Regions from separate parts of the Mus musculus genome. Here region 1 is linked to region 2. Evidence: chromatin contacts called from ENCODE Hi-C or POLR2A ChIA-PET data. All regions are on one chromosome and are shown on one strand. Each heading gives the region's core, a stretch centred on a gene start or an enhancer-like site at or near the end of the contact. The rest is flanking DNA. Distances are from core to core; before and after follow the strand shown.

Evidence for each region. A loop is a pair of places that touch in the nucleus more often than their neighbours do. ChIA-PET counts read pairs that join two places held with the same protein, here RNA polymerase II (POLR2A).
Region 1: POLR2A ChIA-PET joins it to region 2 with 10 read pairs in embryonic stem cell. The contact joins the promoter of Donson here to the promoter of Atp5o in region 2. A Hi-C loop is called at or near these places in 1 of 37 maps with a recorded cell type or tissue (gastrocnemius). POLR2A ChIA-PET finds 5 or more read pairs at or near these places in 3 of 5 experiments (Patski and embryonic stem cell).

What each region holds. Positions count from the first base shown.
Region 1 is chr16:91,686,854-91,691,874 of GRCm38, forward strand. Donson (downstream neighbor of SON) reads right to left here and starts at 1,875. Exons shown (of 10, transcript NM_021720.1): 1 at 1,554-1,875; 2 at 942-1,022. The coding sequence starts at 1,859. It overlaps Cryzl1 (crystallin, zeta (quinone reductase)-like 1), which reads right to left. Exons shown (of 13, transcript NM_133679.2): 12 at 3,851-3,896; 13 at 2,469-3,062. The coding sequence ends at 2,963. It overlaps Gm10785 (predicted gene 10785), which reads left to right and starts at 2,045. Exons shown (of 6, transcript NR_040389.1): 1 at 2,045-2,427.
Region 2 is chr16:91,927,672-91,932,933 of GRCm38, forward strand. Atp5o (ATP synthase, H+ transporting, mitochondrial F1 complex, O subunit) reads right to left here and starts at 3,959. Exons shown (of 7, transcript NM_138597.2): 1 at 3,849-3,959; 2 at 2,683-2,733; 3 at 1,228-1,338. The coding sequence starts at 3,884.

The DNA.
Region 1 (5,021 bases), core at 625-3,124, 240 kb before region 2:
TTACATTCTTAGTATTTAAAAAGTATCTTGTAAGGCTCAGAACTACTGAGACAATAGTATAGAGACAACAGCTCTTTCTTTAGGCTTAGCCATCTTGGTAGAACTTTTAAAGGGTTTTAAAAACATTACCTTCAGTTTTAAAAAAAATACAAAGAAAAAACAATTATAGTCAACTAGCTGCACAAGTCCGTATTGTCCACTCCAGAAGGACTTCCTTAGGGAACATCATACAAAGATCCTGTCAGAGAAGCTGACTATGTGAACACTAGCATGAATCTTGGGCACTCTCAGCCTGTTCCCAGTGGGGAAAAATGCATCTACCTGTAACTATGAGCAAGGGAGGGCAGACTGTTTCTCAACTTGTGGGAAGTGTTGAGCTTGATCCCCAGCACAAAGCAGGCTTTGGCCACCAGAGCCCATGTCTAGTATCAAAACACCTGTATAGAAATAATCACTCTCAAGTTTCTCTTTTCTTCTCAGAGAAGGTTCTCATGTGTCCCAGGCTGGCCTCAACTGTCTCTGCATCTGAGGATGCTATCAAAGGCCTGGCAATCCCTCCTTCACTCCAGTGAGACAGCTCTAAGTGTACAGCATCATGTCCCATGTAATTCATGGAATTCCTGGGGATCCAGCCCTGAGGTCTTTGAACATTAGGCAAGCATTTTACAAACTGAGGTTCAGTCCCAGACTTTGAATTCATTCCTGGAACTCATTTTTTCAAGAGAAAAGCTTTTGAGAAGTATGTTTATTAGAATATACATTATATTCAGCCCTTTGAAAGTATTTCCTAGAGTGAGCCATTGAGATGGCTCAGAAGGTAGAGGCACTTGCTTCTGGCCTGCCTGACAACCTGAGTCCAATCCTTCTACTCACACAGTGGAGGGACTGGCCTCTACACACACAATTGTGGCACAAACTAGAAATGTAATTTTTAAAAGTACCTGGGACAGTTCCGTGCCAGTTCTTTCATGAGATGATGTGTCCTCCCACAGCAAGTTATTTTCTTCATTAGAATCTAGAAGCTGAGGTTAAGAAAAGAGTGGTCCTTTTAAAACCTAAGCGATGAGGGAATGTGAACTATGTAAGGGCTCACCTGGCACACCAGGTTCTCAGGAGAGTGAGTGGGAGCTCACATCCATACAGTACCATGTTTCATTGCAGATTTGTGCCTGAACTTATCTAAACGGGAGGAAAGGCCAGACTTTGACGCATTTAATAACTGATACAAAAATCTTAGACCAAAAGTTCCAAAAAAGCTTTATGAGTAAAACCAACATTTGTAAATTCTGACCCGATTTATCTTCAACAGTCCACAGTAATTTCAAGTGCCTGAGAAAAAGGTCTTGAAAGGATGGTGAGAAGGCAGATTCTGTGGCTTTCCATCACAGTTCGGAGGACTATTCGAGCCACCTTCCTGGGTATCCATCCCTAAGTCCTTCTTACAGGAGAGGGCAGCCACCCCCTCCCCCGCCCCAGCTCAGGACATCAGCCTGCGGCGGCTGTTCGCGCCCATTCCCACCCCTGACGCCCGGCTGCGGGACGCGGAGACTCACCGGGCCCGACGCCCCCTGAGGACCGCGGAGCGGCTCTTCGCTGGCCTCGTCCGAGACTCGCGGCCGGTTGTCCAGGCGAGCGAAAGGGTTCCTGCGGGCGATGGTCGCGGCGGCGCCTCCTCTGCCGCCGGCGGTCGGGAAGGGGCGCAAGGGCAGCCCAGCCGCCAGCGCGGCGCGGCGGGGCGCGGGCTCCGGCAGTGAGGCGGGCACGGCGGCACCATGGTCCCGAGACCTTTTCCGGCGGAGCCGCACGGTCTCAGGCGGCCTCTTGAAGCTAGGCGAGTAGCCGGGCACCGAGACAGCCATTGCGCAGCACCGAGGCAGCTCCGCAGCCCTGCCGGGGCTTCCCGCGCGCCCCGGCCCCGCCCAGACCCCGCGCTGCTCACGGACTGGAGGCTCCTGAGGCCCCGCCCCGCCACGGGCCCGCCCCGACGGAGCATGCGTGCCAGGCCGTGCCGCCCCGCCCAACAGATTTCCCGGTGGCCGCTTCCGGCCGGGCGCGCGCAGCTCGCGGCTCTCCTGCTGCGAGGTCGGCGTCGCTGAGAACGCGACGGCGGCGCGCGGCACCCGGTAGGGCTCGGAAAAGGGATTAACAGTACCAACTCGGCAGCGGGCGTAGTGTCAGCCCCGGGTACGGAGCATGAATGCACAGCAAACAACACATTGATTGGTGGTGATGGGCAGTTACTTCTCTCCGTGAGAAGCCGCAATATCATTCTGAGAGAGACGGTGATGGGCCGAGCTCAACACAGTACCCACGAGGGGGAAATGTCCGCCAGCTTCAGGCTAGCCGCAGGCCAACTCTTCCACCCTTGTCCCCAGTGCCCGACCACCGCAGCCCTCTATGCAAATGCCGTCACTACTACAGGACCAGGTACTATGATTCCGTATGATCTCGGAGAAATTCAGAGTGAATGAATATTTAAAAACATTTTAAATGCCAGTGGATTAGATACTTTGAAGTCGGAAAGTACAAATGCTAAAATAATGGCATCAACGGTTTGTTAAGGAAGGTGTTGAGAATGAAGTTGATAACAAAATCAAATGACGTTTGGTATAGCAAAAGCATGTGACAGATGTATTTGCTAGAATAGTGTAGCTTTTGCTGAAAGCAGTTTTCTTAATGGAAAGAATTTTATAGCAGAGGCAAAGTGTACAGATACAATAACTAAAAGAAGCTTTTGGAATGTCCCCTTCAGATGGTAAAAAAATTATCTGGATTGTTTGCACATTAATTTTGGAAGTATTTTTCAAATATGTCAAATAACCAAACATCTTACTGTGGCAGGAAAACAGGCTTAAAAATATAAAATCTTGCTTTATCGTCCTTGGTTTTTCTCAACAATTTCCAAAGAAAACTGGCTTCCCCCACTGGTGTGGGTGCATCCGACTGAGATCAGGGAAGAGAATTAAAATTGAACGACTTGCTTTTTTCTTTCTTGATTTTTCTGAACAACTTCCATGGAAACCTTTGCCTCATACAGTGGGATGGGCTCATCGAGCAGAGGCCTGAGGAGGGAAATGATTCGAGATGTCAGGCACAGGCACAGAGGAGCACAGCACGCAGGATGCAGTAGACCACACATTTGCTTATTTTCCTTTATCTAACACAAGCAGCTCGAGCCTTTAATCCCAGCACTGGCGAGGCAGAGGCAGGTGAACCTCTGCAAGTTGCTGGTCAGCCAGCCTGAGCTAGATAGCTATCTTAAAAAGAAAAATCCAAACAGAAATTACAAATGCATTCATTAATATTTCTGTGGCTTAAAGAAGTAGTAATTTCCCCCCTTTTCTTTCTTTTTTAAAACTGGGTTTGTCTTGTTAGCTAGCCCAGTATGGCCTCAGACTCATGACTCTTAGCCTTCCAAGTGCCTTGAATACAGCTGTGTGCCACAACACTGGGCTAAAAGTGTTTAGGTTTTGAAAGAAAAAATATACTACTCAGTCCCTTTATCTAATTCTTACTTTATAATTGATATAAAATCCCAATTTAAACAACCTTGTCAAGCTCTGAATTATTTCAAATTCTTTGGCTAGAGGGGAAGGAGAAAGGAGAGACACACAACAGAATGGGGGTAGGGGTGTGGGGGAGAAAAAGCACAAGATCCTCTCTCTGTGGCAATCCTCACAGGTGCACAAGCAGACACATTTTGAGAAACATGAAAGAACAGCTATTTGTCTACAGTGAATTAAAAAAAATATATACAAGTACTAGATATACCATAAAATTGGAATGAATACAAACTCTTTATGTCTTTGAGAATTGAAAAATGATGATTTAGTTTTTTGTTTTAGCATACCTGAAAACACCAGCTGATAACTTCTCCATCACATCTTTTAAGATACGTAAATGGAAGGATTGTTAAGGTTCAACTTAGCAGAGAGGGGTAAAGAAACCATTCAAGATGCTGGGCAGGACTCCTTTTTCTTTATATATAGCTTTGCACTTTCAAATTCAAAGTGGCACCACAGCTACTAAAACTGTCAGTCACTGCTAGAGCAACGGGATGATTAGCAGTATCTGAGGTGTGACAGGAACACAAGCGCTGGAAGGCGAGTGGTAAGGACAGCCAGCCAGCCAGCCAGCCAGTCAGCACGGAGCTGGTCAGGGGTGCCATGGTCTTCTTCACTTAAGCATTATGCACGCGGTATAGTCAGCATTTCAGCTCTCACAGGGAGTTAACATTCATCAGTTGATCCGGTTGGTAACAGGTTCAACTTGTTTCCATAAATTCTTTTATTTGTTTCAAAAATGAGAAAAAAAAACAAGTTAATATGCATCTATTTGTGGCAGTTTTAATGAAAAATGTCCCCCACCGGTTCCTGAGTCTGAAGAATCAGCCCCGGTTGGTGTTAGAGAAGTTATGGAGCCTTTAGAAGGTGCATCCTTGTTGGAGGAAGCGCTTCACCGGGGCAGGCTTTGATGGTCTATGGCCTGGCCTCATCCCTGCTTACTGCTCGCTCTCTCTCCCTCTCTCTCACCTATCTTGATGACAAGGCTTCCCAGCCATTATGGAACTGTAGGCCCAACTGAACCCTTCCATAAACTGCTTTTGGTCATGGTGCTTGCCGTAGCAACAAAAATGTAACTAACATACTATGTTACTAGCAATCAATAGTATATCCATATTAAGAAAAATAACAATAAATAAGAAGATCTGGAGAGGGGCTGGAGAAATGGCTCAGCAGTTAAGAGCACTGACTGGCCGGGTGGTGGTGGCACACCCCTTTAATCCCAGCACTCAGGAGGCAGAGGCAGGCGGATTTCTGAGTTCGAGGCCAGCCTGGTCTACAGAGTGAGTTCCAGGACAGCCAGGGCTATACAGAGAAACCCTGTCTCGAAATACCAAAAAAAAAAAAAAAAAAAAAAAAAAAAAAAAGAGAGAGAGAGAGAGAGCACTGACTGTTCTTCCAGGGTCCTGAGTTCAAATCCCAACAACCACCTGGTGGCTCAAACCCATCTGTAATGAG
Region 2 (5,262 bases), core at 2,709-5,208:
CCAAATCTAAATAACTAAAAACATGAGACAGAGAGAGAGAACGAACACACACTCCTGTGAGGGTCACAGTGAATGTGTGCAGGCCAAAGAACAAGGGACCCCTACAGCCTTAGGGTTGGTTTTCTCCTTCCATCATGTGAGTCCCAGAAAATGAACTCAGGTTGCCATGCTTGGTGGCAAGCGTCCTTACCCAGTGAGCCGTCTTGCCTGCCCCAAATCCCAGTCTAATGTCCACCACCGAAATCACCATCTTGACAGTGAACACGACTGCCTGGCTCAAAGAGAGCAGAGCCGCTCCCCACATGCGGTGCTCACCAGCACAGGGCCTGTCTGTCCGTCAGTGCCTCCCCACAGGGGAGAGGCCAGGCCCAGCCAAGCTCCTCAGTATTATCTGCAGACAGGGGAGAGAGGGCTAAACTGCTGCTATCAAATCTGGGCACTAGGTTAAGCAGACTGAGGCGAGGGGCTGCAGCATCCGTGCTGCGGTCTATAAACAGAGGACTTAGGGGCAGCTACCCCTTAAGAAATGGAAGGGCTAGTCTCTGAGCTGAGGCACACTTGGGTTTCTGCTAATTTACAAAGCTCATTTTTCTCTTTTGTGTTTCAAGAGAAAATGCAGAGGAAGGTCCTTTCCAGGCGGCCCTGGGCCTGCTGCTGCTGACACAGAGCTCCGACTTTGCGCCACTCTTCCTTCACATCTTGGGACCAAAGTAATTACAAAGACCCAGGAAGGGCAAAAGGGCCCAGGCCGCTGGCCCGAGTCTGACCCCTAGAACTCACGGTGTAAAGGGAAGGACTCTGACCTCTGCACCTGCACTGCGCGTGCCTGACACGCCCCAACTCCCAAGAAAGAACATAATGAAAAAGAAAAAAACAAAACCCCAGGATAAGTTCCTAAAGAAACTTTCATGAAGAAAATATAATTTCAATACAGTGACAATATAGTCAAAAGACATAAACTTTATTCTTTTTAAAATTCTTTTCTAAAATGGCAAGTGTTCTTGGGTTATATTTTGATTTTCTTTTCTAGCTGGAAAGCTTGGGTTCATGTGAATATACTTACGCATCTCCTAGCTTGTATTACACAAAAGTTTCAGAGTAATACAGCGGTCTTATTAACAGCATCTTGTCTACAGCAAACTGTTTGGCAGTTTCTAGTGGTTCTTTTTATAGGCTGTACCCCGTTAGGACCGGACACAGGAACAAGCCCAACAGAGAGCTGCTCACCCCTACGCGCAGCAGCTCCTTCTCCACCTGGTCCAGCTTCTTCTCCTTAGATGCAGCAGAGTACAGGGCGGTTGCATAGCGGCCTTCGATGCCGTAGACCTGAACAGGGGGCTGGAAACAAGAGTAAGAGGGGGGGAGTGAGGCAGCTAAGTCAGGAACAGAATTACCCCCAACTCCAAGACTGCATTCCCACTGCCAAGCCAAGGTGCAGTCCTAAATGAGAACTCACAAACTAGGGCCGTCTCCCTGGCCAGGACCCTCTACCTTTAGAGGGGCAGAGAGGGCAGTGTCCAGCGTCTCTCCCAGCTCTCCCTACCTGCAAATGTTACAGCAAGCTTTGGCTTTCTTTGATCTCAGTGACAATGCCATCCCTAAGCACAGGAGTTTAGTACGACGGCAGGCAGTTGTGAAGATTAGCAATGCAGGGGCAGCAGTAAGAAGTGCACATGTGGATGTGTCCCTATCACGGTCATGGTGTTTTATGAAGTTCTCAGGAGGAATAAAATGGCTCCACTCACAGAGGCTGAAGGAATCTGGTGCTGTTATTAAGCGTAGCGTGTGTTGCTGTAAGTTCCACCCAACGTCCCTAGAGCATTGTATTCTGCTATTCCTAAGGGGACCATGAGTGCAGATCACTGGCCTGGTTGCCCGAGAGCATACAGCAGCCCAGGATATCTTCAGATTCTGCCATGCATGAATTAGTAACAATGAACTATAGAATAAATGCACGTGCAGCCATACTTCAATCTGTCTTGGGCCAGAGGTCAGTCAGACTTCTGGTTTAAAAAGAATAGGCCAATAGACCTCTGCAATCAATGGTGAGACTCTTGGTGCCTGGGAATGGTACCTGTCAGTACTGATTCTGCTTGGGGAAACAAGGTGCAGGCTGCAAGCAGGCCTCACATCTGAGCAACTCGGAGTTGCCACAGAGTATCAACTGTGTGAGAATCTGGGCACTTCACTTTCTTTTGTTAGAAACAGTTCCTTCATAAAAAAAAGAATGAAAGGCTAGCTTGTCTATGGACGATTGCTAGGAAAAACAATTTAAGAGTCTTTTATACATACAGTGTGTGTGTGTGTGTGTGTGTGTGTGTGTGTGTGTGTGCGCGCGCACGCACTACACGCAGAGAACAGAACAGAAAACTTTCAGGTCTTTCTTTCCTTTCCCCCTCCGGGTTCCAGGGATTGAACTCACACCCTCAGGCCTGCCATCCAGCCCTTACCTGCTGAGCTCTTGCTGGGCCCAAACAAGTTATTTTTAGAACATTAAAGTCTAGGGTTGAGCCCACCCTGTGTGACAGGCGCCCAACAGCATCCCCTGCACCCAGGCACTCATCTGGGAACTGCCACCCTTGCAGACCAAGGTTATTAATTACACACTTCAACGTATTTCTGTTCAACTCACTCTTTCATTGTTTTCCAAACACACACACACAAATAAGTAAGCTGACATACCCTTACAAGCTTGGCAAAGGGCCTGACCACAGATGTACTGAAGCTCCGAACCTTTAGAACAAAAGAAAACAGATCAGACAGGGTTTCTGCATTAGCTTAGCAATGTGTTAAAATAATCTAATCAAATACTTGCGCAATTCCTTTCTATCATCACACAGGTTATATGAGTGGGAGCTGCTCTTTGTTATACACTCCCTATTGAGAATCACCCCAAATCCCTCCAGAAACTGCCTTCCCAACACCTTCCTCCCTGGATAGCTGAGAGAGAAAAGCTGCTAACTTCCCAAAGTGGAATTTTTCAAAATAATTAAGAGCTTTATCACATTTGGGAAGAATGCTTTATGAAAGCGGAGGATTTATATTACATCACCTTTGAGAAAAACTTTAATGAACATGAAATGAGTCCAGTCTTAATTCAAGGAAACCTACTTGCTTAGGAACTGAAATGCTATCTAAGACCAAAGATCTCTTGATACAGCACCAGGCTTCAGGCACTGTGTCTGTCACTGGAGCAGCCTGGAATCCAGTTTAAAAAGCGTTTTGCGAGGGCACAGGTCACAGTCATATACTACTCTCTCTAGACTAGAATGTACTCGATTGGAACTGGCTATGAGGGTTAAAAAACTTTCTAACGCCTTAGTAATAATTCTGTATGGTGCAGATGAAAACCATGACGGCTGTCGATACAAAATTATCATGGCAGATGACCCAGGCACGTATTTTTTTCCACCCAATTCCAGGTTCTGCTGGACTTGGCCTGTTGCAAGCTCGCCATCACTCACCAGCTGCCAGCCAAAGGGGAGACGTTTAGCCCTTCCCCCCTTCTTTATAAACACAGGGGATGCGCTTTTCCAACACTCAAAATCCTAAGCAGCAGGCAGCCCTTAGGTTTACCAGCAAGGACAGGCATGTACTCTCCCCAGTGCTCTCTCCCATGCCCTTGCCAGCTGCTCCGCTATGCAGTGAGTCCTGGATGTCAAGGTCAAGACAGAGAAATCCGTGCCCACTCCCCACGGGGACGAAACGCGGATCCGCCCCACGCTGCCTGCAGTCGCCGGGCCCCACGACCCTGGGCGGGCTGCCTGACCCCTCAGCCACGGCCTCACACGCGGCGATGGGAGCCGGGGACCCGCAACCCTGGGAGGGAGCCTCCCGCCAGCTTCTACCTGTCGAGACAGTCCGGACGCTGCAGGCGCGGCCATCTTTTCCCGGGCGGCTGTAGGTCAAACCCAAATGAAAAGAGACTACTGGCGCCAGAGCGCACGCGCGCGCGCCAGCGTGATCGCTCGGCTTTCTGGGAAATGTACGCGTCAGGAGCCCGGGAGTGTGGGTAAGAACCTCTTGCATGCTGGGAGTTGTAGTCCGTACCTGCCGCGGTCCGGCTGGACTCGTGAACCGGAACCAGAAAATTAAGTCTGAAATTAGGTTTAGATTTAAACTCTTTGCACATGCATCGTCAACATCGTTGACTCGTCTTGAACCTGCCAAGTGTGCTTCTGTGGCAATGCTTCAGGCTTTACTTAAAACAAAAACCAAAAGTGAACCTACCCGGGCGCACTTCTTGGCTCTTCTGGCCATATTTTGATTACATAGGACAGTTGACAGGTGTGTTTGTGCTTTTTCTTTTTTTCTTTTTTTAGATTTCTTTATTTACTTCATGTATATGAGTATACTGTAGCTGTACAGATGGTTGTGAGCCTTCATGTGGTTGTTGGGGATTTAATTTTTGTTTTTGGATCTCTGCTCGCTCCAGCCCAAAGATTTATTATTATATTATACATAAGTACACCGTAGCTGTCTTCAGATACACCAGAAGAGGGCGTCAGATCTCATTATCGGTGGTTGTGAGCCACCATGTGGTTGCTGGGATTTGAACTCAGGACCTTCGGAAGAGCAGTTAGTGCTCTTAACTGCTGAGTCATCTTGCCAGCCCGTGTTTGTGCTTTTTATACCCACAGACTCAAAATCTATATATAATTTATCTATATATAATTTACTTTTTAATATGAGGGAAGATGGATACAGAATTATATGGGTTGCAAATACATTCTTTTAGAAATTGTTTTATGTGTTTGAGTGTTTTCCTGCATATATTCACGTGTACCATGTGTGCCTGTTGCCTTAGAGTCCAGAAAAGGACATCTAGTCTCTTGGAGCTGGAGTTAGAGGCAGTTGTGAGGTGCCAGGGGGTACTGAAACTGAGCACAGGTCCTCTGCAGGAGCAGCCAGTGCCCAACCGCTGAGCTGTCTCTCCAACCTCAGAAATACATTTTGTATAAGCAAATTTCTAAATTATGGCACTTTAATAAACATGTCCATAGCTGCAGAATAACCTACTTTGATTCTATAACTTAACCATTCTATGACTTTTCAACATAACTCACGTGGTTTATATTACTTTAATATATTACTTTAATACACATCTGAGTATCTTTAGATATACTTTTTCATAATTTCAAAAGTAGAATTTAAAAGTTGATCGAGCAGCTTGACAAGTGAGCATGAGCACATGGGCACATGAGGCAGAGCTGCTTCTCTTCGGCTTACACTCTCACTAGCTGTGTGTGGATACTTCACTCC